3 separate regions of the Homo sapiens genome follow, and regions 1 and 3 are each linked to region 2. The links are chromatin loops, found by intact Hi-C in ENCODE. Cell type or tissue: chondrocyte. All regions are shown on one strand. Each heading gives the region's core, and the rest is flanking DNA. Links, peaks and the distances in the headings are about the cores only. Region 1 has its middle 20 kb from the start of CAMK2D. Region 2 has its middle 38 kb from the start of MIR577. Region 3 holds the start of MIR1243 (microRNA 1243).

What was found. Hi-C counts contacts between places; a loop is a spot of excess contacts. Peaks named below come from ENCODE experiments on the same cell type or tissue, not always from the same donor. Only the 100,000 strongest peaks of a DNase experiment are listed, where the experiment ranks them.
Region 1: a loop joins it to region 2, with 4 times the contacts of the local background. A loop is called at or near these places in 3 of 110 quality-filtered maps.
Region 3: it touches region 2 in a loop (4-fold over the local background); 2 of 110 quality-filtered maps call a loop at or near these places.

Annotation. Positions count from the first base shown.
Region 1 is chr4:113,779,091-113,784,621 of GRCh38, forward strand. No RefSeq gene overlaps it. Among named protein-coding and RNA genes, the nearest start is that of CAMK2D, 20 kb to the left of the region's middle. In chondrocyte, for the core only: CTCF peaks have their summits at 2,555 (motif pointing right) and 2,755; no DNase peak of the experiment used is centred there.
Region 2 is chr4:114,692,152-114,697,682 of GRCh38, forward strand. No RefSeq gene overlaps it. Among named protein-coding and RNA genes, the nearest start is that of MIR577, 38 kb to the left of the region's middle. In chondrocyte, for the core only: CTCF peaks have their summits at 2,830 (motif pointing left) and 3,050; no DNase peak of the experiment used is centred there.
Region 3 is chr4:113,103,464-113,108,463 of GRCh38, forward strand. The region is part of intron 1 of ANK2 (ankyrin 2); the gene reads left to right. It overlaps MIR1243 (microRNA 1243), which reads left to right and starts at 3,400; the gene lies at 3,400-3,492. In chondrocyte, for the core only: CTCF peaks have their summits at 2,801 (motif pointing right) and 3,017; no DNase peak of the experiment used is centred there.

The sequences.
Region 1 (5,531 bases), core at 297-5,296, 910 kb before region 2:
GGCACAATCATGGTTCACTATAGACTTGACCTCCTGGACTCAAGTGGTCCTCTCGCTTCAGCCTCCCAAGCTGCTGGGACTATAGGCACATGCCACACACTTGGCTAAGTTTTGCACTTTTTTGTAGAGAGAGATTTTACCATGTTGTCCAGGCTGGTCTCAAACTCTTGGGCTCAAGCAATTCTCCCGCCTTGGTCTCCCAGTGTGCTGGGATTACAGGCATGAGCCATTGCACCCAGTTCTAATTTTTATATTTCAGACTGCCCACCAACCACACAAATTTCCTAAGAGTTGATTATTTATGTTTATATTAGAATGAGAAATACAACAAGTAGAAATGATAAAAATGATCTAGATTTGGAGCAAGAGCTAGTTTCTAGGTTTTTTTCCTCCGTGTGTTTAAAATTATTTATAGGTTGGCTTTGCATTTCTAGGGGACTGGAGATCCATTTATTTTTCAATTAAAATATAAGGTATGATTGTTGAAATATTTGTTTTGTATGTTTTCCCCAGAATAATTTTAATCTTTCTTTTGAGGTTACCAAATTTAGCAAATAAAAATACAGGGCACCCCATTAAATCTGAATTTCAGATAAACAATAAATTATTTAGTATATGCCCATGTAATATTTGAGATACAATATACTTAAAATTATTGCATGGGACATATGGATGTTAAATAATTATTCACTGTCTGAAATCCAAATTTAACTTGGCATTCCTTATTTCATCTGGCATACTTACTTCCTTTTTATTATAGATTGAACCCTATGGATTTACTGTAGGAGACCAGAATATGCAGCCCCAAAGTGTGGATTTTTCACATTTTGCTGAAGACAATTAAGAAGAAGCAAATGCAGGAAAGCTTTCTGTCCTCCCTTTTTTTATTTTTAGTTTTTATTTGCTTAAAAGCGGTATATAGATTTATAAATACAAAAGGTTTGGACACTTATCATCTGAAATACCCAAGGGATCTACATTAGTAACCTTTACTGACTAGCCTTTATCCATCATTTATTTGCCTTTCCCCAAGTTGCTGACTATAGCGACTCAAAGTCTTTTTCCTTTGTCTTATTTCTCTAAAAAGTATACTGTTCTTTGTTGAAGATGCTATGTAAGCTGGGATTCAAAGCCACTCCTTTGAGAATTACTCATTCCCTGGGTGTCTCCTATGTATACGTGAAATATACATATTAATTTTTGTGTTGTTTTTCTTTTATCTGTCTTTCGGAACAGGGATCCTTTCCAATTAAGAATCTACGTGGCTTGTAGAAAAAAACCGCTACACCATGTTTACACATTTCTAGATCTAAATTTGGCAGAGAAATTAGGTCAAGGAAATAGACATATGTCCCTACATATAAAATTCATTAAAGCTTGACTTGGTGACTTTACAGTAAAATAGGATAAATTATTACCTGGTCTATATGAGTGAAATTCAGTCTATACATTTTCTTTCATCAAAAAAATAAGAGAAGAATAATATGTTTTATTTTCATAGTATTATATGTGTACTCAATCACACAATGCAGCAAGGATATTTTACAAATAAAATATAATTATCACATAATTTCATCAAAAACTAATTTAGTTTTTTAGAGATTAAAAAGTCAGATACCATTTCCATGCATTACTATTTTCATGTCTCTATTTTTTCTTTTTAATCCTAAATATTTGTAATAGCCTTACATTAACTACACAGAATCACTGCAGTTATTTATAGCTGGCCATTTTTTTGAATAAAACTAATTTTGTTTTTAGTTCTTGAAATGGAAGAAAAAGACGTGTTTCTGCAGTTTAAAAAATAGCACACTGTGAGTTAAATTAAAAACTTAAATCATAGAGTTTTGCAAAAGGGGTAACTATCTTATTAAGTCATATATAACTTGGAATAATTGTTATTTAAATGCACACAAAATGCATTTGATGTTAGATTTAATCAGGTAATTCCAGTAAGAATATGAATTTTGTAGGACATTAGAGAAATCTCTTAATTTTCCTTTATTACTCAAAAGTAATGACACCATGATTATTTTATGGATTTGATGAGCACCTATTCTGTTCTATGTAGTAAATTAGTCAAAATCTGTATTTTAATCTTGTTTCCTTCCTATAATTTCTATCAGGTAAATATTATAGCCTAGAGTTTTTAAAAACTGTTAGAAACTGGTGCTTAGAAATATTTATTAGTTCCTCTAAGTAACATATAAATAGTAAGTGGCCACCTCTGGTTCTGAAGCCAAAAAACTAAATTTATTGTATTTCTAAAATATTTTACTCACTTTCAAGTCAGGAAGAACTGATAATTTATCTTGGTTTTGGGATTTTTTTCTTATTCCCAATAAAAATAAATATTAAAATTTAATTAACATTGATATCCAACAACTTTTTTGTTGTAATGAATAATTTGGCTTGAGCTGTAGTACACTGAGAAGGGGACATGGATAATATCTAATCCTCTCTTGGTGGAAATGTTTTTGTAAGTTATACTAATTTTTCAATGTATTTGAAGAATACTGTCAGTCTTAGAGAATGAGCAAGATAATGTTGACCACTAGAGGGCTTGAAATTTGTGATCACCGTTAGTAATCTAGAAATACTGATGGACATTTCATTAAGGGCTTCTGGTAAATTTTGAAAAGAAATAGACACTTTGACTCCATGGATATTATATAAAGAACAAATGTTGTAGTTAAAATTAATTTTAATGTTTATGTTTATTGGAATGTTTACTTCTAAACAACTGTAGCATTAGGGTGGTTATTTTACAATTATTACTTGATAAATTTCCCAAAGCACCTTAGTGAAAGTGGAAGACAATATAATTAGGGTGAAGTACTAGAATGAACACGAGGGAGAGGCTCTTAGAATACCTACTCAGAAGAGAGGCCAACAGATGACTAGAAAAGACTCTCTGGAGATAAGAGAAAAGATGACAAAGAGGCAAAGAGAACCAACCAAAAAAAATTATTTTTTCCTTGAGTTAATTGGTAAATATTAGTAATGTGAAGCCAAGGGTAGAGAGACTGGGCTAAGTATTAATAATTATTGTAAAAGTGACATTTATTAGATGCTTACTACATGCCAGGACTCTGCTGACATTTACATGCATTAACTCATTGAAACATCAGAAAAACCTCATGATATTTATTATATTCTTATTATTTTACAAATAAGGAAACATCACATCTTCCCTTCATAGACCCTCATTCCTCCCCCTAAAAAAAAAAAAAAACCCAAAAACATTCAATGAGGGCTGTGGCAGACACAGTGCAGTTTTTCTAAAGCAGATGCAGTCTGTAGAGACTAAAGATTTGGAGCTTATTGAGTTTGAGATGTAGGACAAAGCAAAGGTACCTGGTGAGGATGCATTCTTTATAGGCTTTGGAAGAACTGAGTCAGTGCATTTAACAACATCTGAGAGTAAGAAGTTAAATGCCATTGAACAATATCTGATAGTTGGAAGATGGAAATTACATGTGGTCCAAAATCTTGTATGGGGGACAAGGGAAAGATAAAATGGTTAATGGATTACAATGTTAAATGACTAGGTATTTAAAGGCTTATCTAGGTCATAGATTCTTAAAGGCTATATACATGGGGAAATAAAGCAAAACACAACAGAAAGCAAACGCACGATGCACTAAATATGTGTTCTGTAACAATTTTTTGCTATAGCTAGTCATAAGGAAATCCTGTATTTTTGTTACTCCCTGAAGAGCTGAAAAGGAGGTAGAGGTCAAGTCATTGGCTTATGGAATGTTATCTTGAGAGAATTGTATATAAAAATGCACTTATGGTGGTTTTAAATGCAAGCACACTCAAGCTGAAACACACAATAATAGGTAACATACCTAGAGAAAAAAAATCTTTTAACGAGCAGGAAGTGACAGATGAAAGCATAGAATTAGCCATTGTCTTCAGCAAGATGTTGTTCACGCTGATTCCAATAAGCGTAATTATGTAACATTCTCCAGTAGTGTTCAACCACTTGAATGTAGGAACATATTAACAGTTAGTTGGATTTGACCAGTGTTTAGGTTTTGCCAGGGAAGAATAATTGAGGGAGAAAGAAAAAGGGGCATTAAGGACATTTGTTAGAAAGTAAAGCTGGGCACAATGGCTCATAATTGTAATCCCAACACTTTGGGAGGCCTAGGCAGGAGTATTGCTTCAGCCCAGGAGTTGAAGACCTGCCTAGGCAACACAGTGAGACCCCCATCTCCAGAAAAATAAGAAAATTAGCTGGGTGTGGTGGTGAGCACCTGTAGTCTAAAATATTCAGGAGGCTGAGGGGGGAGGAATGCTTGAGTCCAGAAAGGTGAGGTTACAGTGAGCTATGCTTATGCCTCTGCATTCCAGCCTGGGTGATAGAATGTGACTCAGTCTCTCTCTCTCTCTCTCAAAAAAAAAGTAGTTATATGATGGAAACATGAAAAACAAGCTGTACAAGTGACGTGAGGACACGAGGTAAGATGAATAAAGGAAAGTTATGGGGTTAATGAATTAGTGCTAGTAATGAACTGGTGAATTGCATGAGTAGAGTACTAGAGTAAGTAGGCTAGAAGAATAGGAAATGACAGAATGAGATGTTTAAAAGAGAAATTCAAAGATGGTACAGGGTGATGACAATGTCTAGATATGACACATGAGTGGGTCACGGAAGAGTGATAGAGGACAAGATTATTAGAGGTAAGGAAACAAAGGGATTGAGGTCAAGGTGTTGGGTCATCTAATTGGATTTTGAAGTAGATAGCCATGATGACAGAAAATATATAAATGAGTGAAGAGCAGTGACTCAGAGGTCCCTACGTTGCTTAACAAGAAGGGAATCCATAGTGGCAAAGAATGATAACGTGTGTTTCAAAAGACAGAGTTTTGAAGTGTGAAATAGGAGTGACAGTTTGGAAGTAGCAACAGGGAGCAGAGAGGACGCTACCTCAAGCTCTAAGCGTATGTAGTATGTAGCATATAAGAGGAAAATAATAGGCTGGGTGTGGTGGCTCACGCCTGTAATCCCAGCACTTTGGGAGGCCGAGGTGGGTGGATCACGAGGTCAGGAGTTCGAGACCAGCCTGGCCAACATGGTGAAACCCCGTCTCTACTAAAAATACAAAAAATTAGCCAGGCATGGTGACATGCACCTGTAATTCCCAGCTACTCGGGAGGCTGAGGCAGGAGAATCGCTTTAACCCAGGAGGCGGAGGTTGCAGTGAGCTGAGATGGCTCCACTGCATTCCAGCCTGGGCAACAGAGTGAAACTCCATCTCAGGGGGGAAAAAGAAGAAAAAATAAAGACATTTTCCACTTGAAGGGCTCTAGGGAAAGCAGGGTTTGCTGGAGTCAGGTTAATTTCAACAAGAATCTGAAGGAAATGTTCAATAAAAAGATTAAGGAAGTAGAGGAATTTTCTGATAACTGGAAACAAGCTTTGGTGGAAGGACTTGGATGACCAAGAATGTGGGAGATGTGATCAGATTGGTGACGCTGAAAGCAGGGTGGTGATAAATACCTGTGAAATTAGGTGAACT
Region 2 (5,531 bases), core at 206-5,205:
TGTATAATCTCACAGAGCCTCATGTTTTTGATTATTATATGTACATTAACATCCCAGATTTATATCTCTACCTCTCATCTATCTCTCGAGTTCCCAACTTAACTACTTGTCATCTCTTTTTTAAGTGTAATAAGGATTTCAAATTTAAAATACCATAACAGAATCCATAATTTCCCCCAAGATTTTTCCACGTTGTAAATGATACCAATATTTTTCCAGTTACTTAAACATCTCAACTGCTGTATTTTTCTCAGTCTTCACATACAATCAAATAATTAAGTCCTATTGGTTTTACCCCTATAAGTTTTCCTAAAACACTTCATCTCTTGCCACCTCCAGCCATGCTCATCTCTTGCCTGGCCTACTGCACAAAGCTCCTGGAGGATCTTCCACCTTCCATCCTTGGCTTTCTAATATTAAGTTTCTACTCAACAACCAAAGCCCTCTTCAAAAACCGTAAAACCTGTCGTTTCACTTCTCTCTCAAAAAGCTTGGGTTTTCTAAGCATCCCACCAAGGCCTACGGGTGTCTACCTGTTCTTGCCACTGTCTGTATTTTCAATCTGATATTCTACCACATTTGTCTTTACTCACTAAACTTCAGCCTTACTGCACCTTTTTTCTTTCTCAAATATGCTAAGCCAGTTTCCTTTGAGAGGTCTTTGCAGTGCATGTTCACTTTTCCTGGAATACTTTTTCTTCAGTTTTTCATGTGGATGCCCTTTCTTCTCCTTCAGGCCTCTGTCTAAATGCCTTTTGTTCAGAGAGGCCTTTCCTGATCAACCAATTTAAATTGGTCTTCTCCAGTGGTTTATGATCGGATCACCCTTTCTTAATAACTCTCACTATTATCTAAAATCATGTTACTTATGTATTTCTTTCTTTACTTGTTTTGTGTTTACTTCTCTCAATGAGAAGGCAATCTCCACGAAGGCAGAGATCTTTGAATGCTGAGTCCTCAGTGACCAGAGCAATGCCTGGCACATGGTACTTGGTAAGTAAATATTGTTGAATAAGTAAATGTTTAAGAAGGCATATTCCCAATAAAGTGTGAGAGCAAGCCAGGGCAATTCATATATCCTCTCTGTCGGTAAAACTGAATTTTATAGATATCCTTTCCTTAAATATAAGTTAACAATATAAAAGCATGACAATTTCTGCCATCCCCTACATTTTGTCAACATGGACTTGAATACTATAAAATATTTGGGTTATAAGGAATATGGAATATCATATGAAAGTTTCTAAGAAAGGTTTGTTAAAAACAGTAACTTATTTTCTCAATTTATCTCCGGTTGCTATGACTAGTTGGTCAATTGTCTTATTTTCTTCACTCCTGAATTGTTTATAATAATCTCTGCTTACCTGCAAGTATAAGCTGCAAAAATAAGATATGTCTCTACGTTAAAATTTGCCAATATATTACTATCATTAATATTACAAGTGGCATAGGTATTACTTGCAGAATTAGAGATTAGTACAGAAAAAGCCAAAGTCTCTCTTCTCATGATTACTGCCATGTGTTATTCATGCATTTATTCATTTCTTCAACAGATACATACAGAATATCTAATGTGTGCCAGGAAATATACCTGAAGATATGCAGTGAACTAAATATATACCATGCTCACTCTTTTCTGAATATCATACTAAAGTAAATTATTAGTATGATCGACCTATCAGAAATATCATAATTTTGAGTCGGCATTATATATGACAGCCTTGGAATATATGATTTCTTTTCTTTTTCTTGGAAGGATTGAGTTGGTGATTTAGTATATGAATTTAAATTTTCCATCCTGGTCATAGTCAATGTATTCTCCAAAACATAGAGATTATCTTTAAGTTGGGAAATTTGCAATAAAAACATTATTCAGGTCCTAGAAAACAAAGTATAATTAATGAGTGTTCAAAAAAAGAATAAAAATGCTTAATCAAAATGGTTCCAATTATATTACATTTTATCTTGAAAAAAAAGATACTACAAAGCACATTCAGGGAAAATATTTAATACCCAAAGTGATATTTGATAGCACATTATGAAGAAAAAGTCTACATTGAAGAGAATGTATTCATTATTTATTTTATTATGAATGTTTCCTTCCTGCTCTCTTTCAGTTTGGAAGTATGCCAATTCAGATGAACATCAACTTACTCTAAGCAATAAAAGTAGATTATTAGATTGGGTTTTTCAGATAAAATTATACATGTTGCATGAAAGTTTGCTTTTTAAAGGAATTCTACCATAAAACTATATGAAGCAAATTATTTCATTATTATTTCTTGTGGGAATAAATACAATGAATGAAAAGTATATATTAAAATTATTTAAGCTAATTAAACATGTAAACTCAATTATCAGATTCTCCATCTTGGGGCTGATAATAATAGTTACAAATGATATGAACAGTTTCAACTGCTAATGGTGTTATAATCCTCCCAACTGGTGAGTTATCTTAGAGTGAAAGAGGACAACTTGTACTTATTTTCCAATAAAAATGGCAGAGAAATTACATGCATGTATATTTCTGATAAATATATATATAAATTATAAAATTACTCTCACACTGGCAATGCCTATTAATTAGATCTATTGGGAGTTTTGAAATGATAAAGTAACTTCTCTATTAATATACATTTGGGTTATTTTTATGTATTTTTAAGATATTGCTGCATATGGAAACTCATTATTTAAACATTGAGGAATTAGATAGACTATTTTACTAAAATTATCGTTTCCTGATTATGCTGAGAAATACAATAATTTTTCTGGCAGAGGTCAAATGGCCAAAAGCTGGATGGCTGATGTTCTGATGAACAGATCTTTGATGACATCTAGTGGTGAAATGTAGATTTATTTATTCACTGTTCTCAAAGTTTTAAGATGTCAATGTTGTATATATCTTGAGAGACATTGAGATAAGTTGGAGATTGAATAAAATGGAGAAATTTGGTAATTTTTGTCTTCAGCAAAGATACCTTAAAATGGTTAAGAACAAAGGGGTAGGCAGAAAAGAGATAAACAACCTTTAGTAAACATTTTTACATTTTAATTCTGAGAAATTTGTGTAGAGAATAAAATTTAAAACTGTAGCTTATAATATAAATATATTTCTTCGTGCAATTATGTTTAGCTGATGTGAATATGCTCCATTTATGTGTATAAGCACCACACTTGTTCTGATTAGGTGAATTTCAGTAATATATGGACTTTTAAGAAAATTTAAAAGAAAGCCAAAAGACAACCTGTGTATATATTTTCCATTTATGATAATCTATCATTATTTATATTTTTAAATGACTGAATAGACATGTCCTTATACTTAGTAGCAGCAAATTTTGTTGACCTAGGCTTATTTTATATGTGTTTTAAGCAAAATAACATCACAAGCAATGAATTCTAATTTTTGCTAGGTTTTCAGGAGCAAAATTATTTATACTTTTAACAAATCAACTCAGACCTTTAATCAGCATGTTTCAGCAGCACAAACATGCTGGAGACTGTCAAATTTTGTCTTCAGACATATATATACTAGCAGAAATTGGGGCAAATTATTTGATATCATTAAGCCTGAAACTTATTTTCAGAATGAATATATTGGATTAAACCCCAGTCTCTCTTTGAATCCAAACATTCTTTGATTTTTATATGATCATCTATATGCTTTATTTACTCTTTGGAACAAAGTTCTACCAAGGAGTAGGGGGAAAGTGTCACAATTATATTTCTAAGACTCTGTTTACAAATTACAAGTGAAATTGGAATTTTGTTAATTATCCAGTTAATTTAATTAGTGTTTAAATTCAGACTCAATTTGTCATAGCCTAATTTACCTACATTATTGTGTCTATATTGACTAAATTAAATGTTTAGCCTGCACTTTGCTATGTTGACTTAGCCTGTAAACTGACAGAGAAATAAGAGAGTACATAACAATGTAAACTAGTATAGTTTCTCAGGGGAAATATGTTTTCTTTACACTAGATAAGCTCCGTTGTGTTAATCACACTGCAAATGAGCAATAAAATATTTGACATACATGATCAAAATGTTATAGTCAGTTATTTTTATTAATTCAAAAAATATTTACTGAGTACCGATTATGTGCTCAGCAAAAAATTTTATATTGATAAAATTTGTTTTGTGGTATCTTTTCCCTAGCAGTCTCCAGCACGTTTGTGCCACTGAAACATGCTGACTAAAGATCTGAGTTGATTTGTTAAAAGTATAGATAATTTTGCTCCTGCAAACCTAGCAAAGATCAGACTTCATTGTTTGTGATGTTATTTTGCTTAAAACACATATAAAATAAGCCTAGGTTAACAAAATTTGCTGCTAGTAATTATAAGGACATGTCTATTCAGTCATTTAAAAATATAAATAATGATAGATTATCATAAATGGAAAATATATACACAAGTTTTCTCTTGAATTTCATTTAAATATTCTTATATATTTCCAAATATATTTCCATATATTACTATGTGTATATATTTACTATATATTACTATATATGTTACCATATATTACTATATGTAATATATTTTCATATATTACTGAAATTCACCTAATCAGAACAAGTGTGGTGCTTATACACAGAAATGGAGCATAATCACATCAGCTAAACATAATTGTTGACTGTTTTGAAAACATGCTTTCAGGAATATCTTTGTGTTTGTTAATTCTGCAATATTCACATTGTTTTATTAAGATAGAGTCCTGAACTGAAATTGAATTGATGAAAGTATAAGAGTACTTTATAGCTTTCGGTAGGCATTGCCAAACTGCTTTCCAAAAAGACTTAATAGTTTACAATATCACTAGTACTTGTTTTTCTACCATGCATCATTATTACGAAGTAAACTTGTTTTTTCTTGTTTTGCTTGTTTGCTAAGTGAAGTCTGTATCTCATTTTGATTTGAATTTTCATTTCTTTAATAGAAAAAGATATCTGTCTGTACTTTCTGTTGCTATTTAAAATTTGTCTTCAGAATGTATATAAACTTTGAAAATTTTGGCAGATATATCTCCTACTGTATTATTTGCCTTTTACTGTTTTTGCATGGTAGTTTAATTTTTTTCTTATCTGTCTTTTCTTTTATGAGTTCTCCCCTTGTTTTCAAATGTACAAAGGCACCTCTGTCTCTTCCAGGATATTGAAAATATTTGGGTCTAGTTTCTTTTAGTTGTATGCTATTTCATTTTTAAAGCTTTACCTTTTAATCCACTTACATTTACTTGTGTTTGATGTAAAATATTTACCTGAATTAATTTGCTCCCAAATTTTAAATAATTGTCCCAGTACTGCTTATTATATAATGCTTTCTTCACTCTATCATGGTGATATTTTCTTTGTCACATAAAGTTTTATGTTCAGCAGGACCCTTATCTTGTTTAGGGCGACATTTTTCTTCTTGCTTAGGTTTTACACTTTTGCATGCTTTCCCCATCCTGACTTTGATGAATATTAGTTGAATGAATGGCTATAATTTTTAATATGTTTTATCACCTGATAAACTAATTGACATTCA
Region 3 (5,000 bases), core at 1-5,000, 1.6 Mb before region 2:
TGTATTTTGAAATTAAGGAAAAGAATGTCAGTGATGTTTTAATGGCAATTTTTGAAAGTAGTCAAAAGACACTCCAGTATATATCGTCATGAATTTATGACTAATGACTAAAATAATTTAGAATTCTGCTTAGCACTAATCAAAATCCAGTTAAAAGACTGCTTTTGTACTTTTGAAGCACGTAAGATCTTTGGAAATGCATTACTGAATATTATTTGTGCTTTTAATGCTTCATCAACATTTAGGAGTACAAGCTTCCATTGTCAGTGTTTTAAAAGTCAGCTATGTAAAGCTGATAGAGTATACATATTAAATATATCCATTAGTCATTCTCAGGAAGTGGAATATGTACACACATCTGAATATTTGCTTAAATATAAAACAAGAGTAAGATGTTTAAGCTTCAATGTAGAATAAAATACTGATATTTGGGTTTTAGGTTAAAAAATATTAGTTGTGATTTTTGTCCCCCTTTTCCTCCATGCCTTTGATTCCTTCCCTCTGAAGACAGACAAAATCCTGACTTAGGCAGTATTTTTTAAAATACCAAGGGTCTCGGAAACCTAGGGTTTGATAAGTAAGAGGAACAGATCAAATTCTAAATCTCCTTTGTCCACATTGTCATTCTCCAGCTTGTTGTTCTTTTCAGTGGTGAGGTAAGAATATAACTCCTACTTAATGTTCCTGTTCCTTAGGTGAAACACTACCACCTTTTGTTCAAAAGTTAGATGCTGGGGTTGTTGCTGTTGTTGTTTTCTTCTTTTCTTCCTTTACTTTTTAGATTTTGATGGAGACGTGGTAGGAAGTCTGGGCTGGGAAATGAGGTGAAAAAGAAAAGCAATTAGTTTGTCTTTATACAAAATAAAACCTTCTAAAAAACCTTATTATCACAAAAAAGAGCTCTACAAATCTAGATAGTTGTTTTGAAGAAGAGAAGAGAATTGTGAAAAACATGTATAATTTGGGAGGGCTGGGCACAGTGGCTTATGCCTGTAATCCCAGCACTTTGGGATGCTGAGGCAGGCAGATCACCTGAGATCAGGAGTTTGAGACCAGCCTGGCCAACATAATGAAACCCTGTCTCTACTAAAAATACAAAACATTAGCTGGGTGTGGTAACACACGTCTGTGGTCTCAGCTACTTTGGAGGCTGAGGCACGAGAATCGCTTGAACCCAGGAGGCAGAGGTTGCAGTTAGCTGAGATTGTGCCACTGCACTCCAGCTTTGGTGATAGAACGAGATTCCATCTCAAAGCTAAACAACAACAACAACAACAATAACAACAACAAAAACATGTATAACTGGGAAAAAACTGAAAGAGAATGCAGGATCATAAAAATATAGCAAACAAAGTGAGTGGGATTTAAAATTAGTGGAATAAGAAATAATGGGTAACAATGAAGAACATAATTTAGGTAATAGTATAGTATCTTGGGAGCCCTCCTGGAAGTATCTAGTTATGGACAGTGAGCAGCAGAAACAGGATGTAACTCAATTCAGCATACTTGATGGTTGTGGTAACCCTAGAAAATGACTCCAGGAAATAGGTGAGAATCCAATCAGATTGAGAGGCTAATGTTCATGACAGGGGTGCCCTAGCAGACAGGCAAAGCTGAATAGAAATTCAGGAGGAGAGGAATTTTGGCTATTTAGTAAAATTATGAGCAGTTGGTCATAGGCAAATTTTATGAGTAGGTAGCCCTTCTGAAGTCTTAGGCATATAATTAACCTAGGTTGGAATTATAATTAGACATCAAAGTTTAAACTTTTTTATCTGAACCGAGATGCAAAAGTAAATTGGTTCTGTGTTCTGGAGAATTGTAAAAGAATTCCTTAATTCCTTAGCAAAATTTGGAAGTCAGTATCAAGTGGTGAGGATAGGAAAGTTGAAGAGACTGTGGACCAGGCAAGACCTTATCAGTTGATTTAGGAAGCAGCAGTGACAGAGGCCAGACAGGTAACAAGAGAAAAGAGAAGGTGGAAAGTAAGAGACAGTTTTAATTGCTACGATAGAAAGATGGGATTTTGAAAAGATTAGCTATATGGAATAAAATTAACCAAAAATTGATCCAAGATTATAAGAAACTATTTCAAGACTCATTAATTTTACTATTGCTGTCAAACACACATTAAATCATTTTCCACTTGGGTCAGCTATAGGCATGAAGGTTCATTTGTGAAACAATTTCTGTAGAGTATTATTCCATGATCTGACATGCTTCACAAACTGTGTTTGTACATCCAACTTAAAAGCTGAATAGTCTATGGTAATTCTGCCATCATGTTTGAAATTTTCTTACCTTAAACAAAAAACCTGATCATATTGTATTACTCAAATGTGTGTAAGACTAGATTTAACTTAATGTGTACTAGTGTACAGTGTGAGACTGCATAAACAAACTTTAAAGAAATTCGTTATACATATTTTGATTTAACCTACAATGAAGTTAAGAGAAATCCTTAACCCCATTAGAGATTTGGGAGAGGGATGTGGCAACTGCTAACTTATAAATATTTTGCTAATGCTTAAATTTTACTAGCTTTCTGTCAATTCCTATTTTTACTCAAAAAATTATATAGTATTTAAATTTATAATTTGTATTCAGTTATTCTAGCTTACTATTATATGGTATGGCTTGACGGAAAGGACATTGTCTTCTTCTCTTCTGCAAAGCAGAAAAATATCCACTAAACACAAAAATATACACAGCAAATGTTAAAGTAGCCCTCTAAACCTTATGAAGACTTTTAAATCCTCAAATAGTACTTCAGAGCAACTGGATTTAATATCTTTCATCCAGCAGAGGGCTACCAAACTCCATTAGTTTCTGTGAACACACATGACAAAAAAATTCAGATGGGTTATTTCAGTGGTTTTCAGATTGTTTTAAGCAGCAGATCCTTTTCTTAAGATAGAGTTTTACAGTGTGGAAGTGAGATACACTCTCTGCTTTAATTGGAGAAGGGCCTCCAAGCTGCCTCTCCAGAAGGCCCAGAGAGGTGTGGAGGATAATTGAAACCCTCCACTCTGATTTATCCAAAAATACACTCCCACATTTAAAGTCAGCTCTTTTTGGGATCAGTCGTAATCCTTAATGCTGACACCGCATGGAAAATATATAAGCAGAATGATGCCCAAGTTATAGAAGTTCCTCTTCCTGGATTTTGTCTTCAATTGTAACTGTAGTTCCTACCGTGTGGTTGTATGTGTTGTTAGTTTGTTTTTGTTTTGTTTTGTTTGGGAAAGGTGACATTTCATCTCCAATCTAATGAGTGAGAAAGATGCTTATTCTGACAAATTTTCTTCACAATATTTCATAGGTGTGCCAAGCTGACAGATTGGTTGACTCTGTACTCTTTTATTTTATTCCTGTAACTGGGCCAGTTTCTGCCCTTAACTAAAACTGGATCAATTATAGGAGTGAAATAAAGGTCCATCTCCTGCCTATTTATTACTTTGCTTTGGTAATAAATCTATTTTTAAAAGAACCTATTACAGAGACTTCCATTTGGAATTATGCATACTTGGTGTCAAATGGTGATTGTTCTTTGTTGTGTTTTTCCATTCGAAACAAAGCTTTTGTGAGGCGTCCCTTTATTCTGATTAAGGCCTGGTGTAAATCTTTGATAATGAAGCCCATTAACAAAAATGACTATAAATAGCTCTACTTCTATCAGGGATATTAAATACTTTCTCAAGCACACATGCTCACTGATTTTAAGACTCATTCCACAGTGTTCCAAGTTGCGTGTTAGATTTTTTTTTTCTTGAGACGAAGTTTTGCTCTGTTGCCCAGGTTGGAGTGCAGTAGCGTGATAACGGCTCACTGCAACCTCAGTCTCCCAGGTTTAAACGATTCTCCTGCCTCAGCCTCCCAAATAGCTGGGATTACAGGCACATGCCACCATGCCTGGCTAATTTTTGTATTTTTAGTAGAGATGGGGTTTTGCCATGTTGGCCATGCAGGTCTTGAACTCCTGACCTCAGGTGATCTACCCACTTTGGCCTCCCAAAGTGCTGGGATTATAGGCATGAGCCACCGCGCCCAGCCAGTGTTGGATTTTATCATTACCAAATAGTCATAAAGAGTGTGAGCTTATTAATGATGCTGACCATTCAAAGTGATCAGCAATCTCTTTGCACACACACTATCTCTGGGGATGAGTCTATCTATTTCCAGTCCATCCATCTTGTTTTGGTCTTGTAAATCTACTTTATTATCTTATGCTTTTATATTCATGTTTTGTTTCAGAACAATAATCATAGTAGTATCATTTATTGATCTGTTACCAGTGTTTTACATGTGCTATTTCACTTGGTTCTGTTAGGTAGATATTGTCTTCATTCATGTGAAATGAGATTGAAGCCCATAAAGGTGAAGTAATGCACCCAACATAGAACCCAAATTAGGATTCAAAAACCCAAATTTGATGCCCTCTACCACATAAAGAAGCTTTATTTCATAGCAGTAGCAAAACCATTATTTGATCAGTTAATAAAAAAGATGGTTAAAGTGGAGAAAAAACTGATATATGCGTAGTTTAAACATTTTATTTCAACTTGAAACACGTAAGTTGGACATTCGTTTACCAATGATCTGATGTCCAGTCAAGACCTTTTATTTAAGTATATTTTATTTAAGAAGTTTCCAGAATTTGGGGTTTAGCTTTGTGTTTTTAAAAATAAACAATACCTATTTGTAGGCATTGTCTCACTGGTTTGTTATCTGTTAAAGGCAGTCAGTAATTAAAGACACTTGCAAAACAATCTGATTGTAGAACTTCTAAATATTTTCGAAGCTTCCTCCCCAATCTTTTTGATTTGTTTCAGACATACCCATAATTCAATAGCAATATTGTAGAAATTCCTTTTTATTAAGTTCTTACAAAGCATGCATCGTAATTTTCATAAAGCAATAATTTTTGGAACTCATTTTTATTAGATAATCTAAGATTTATTTAAATTATGTAATTGCAATAGCAACTACAATAGGATCAA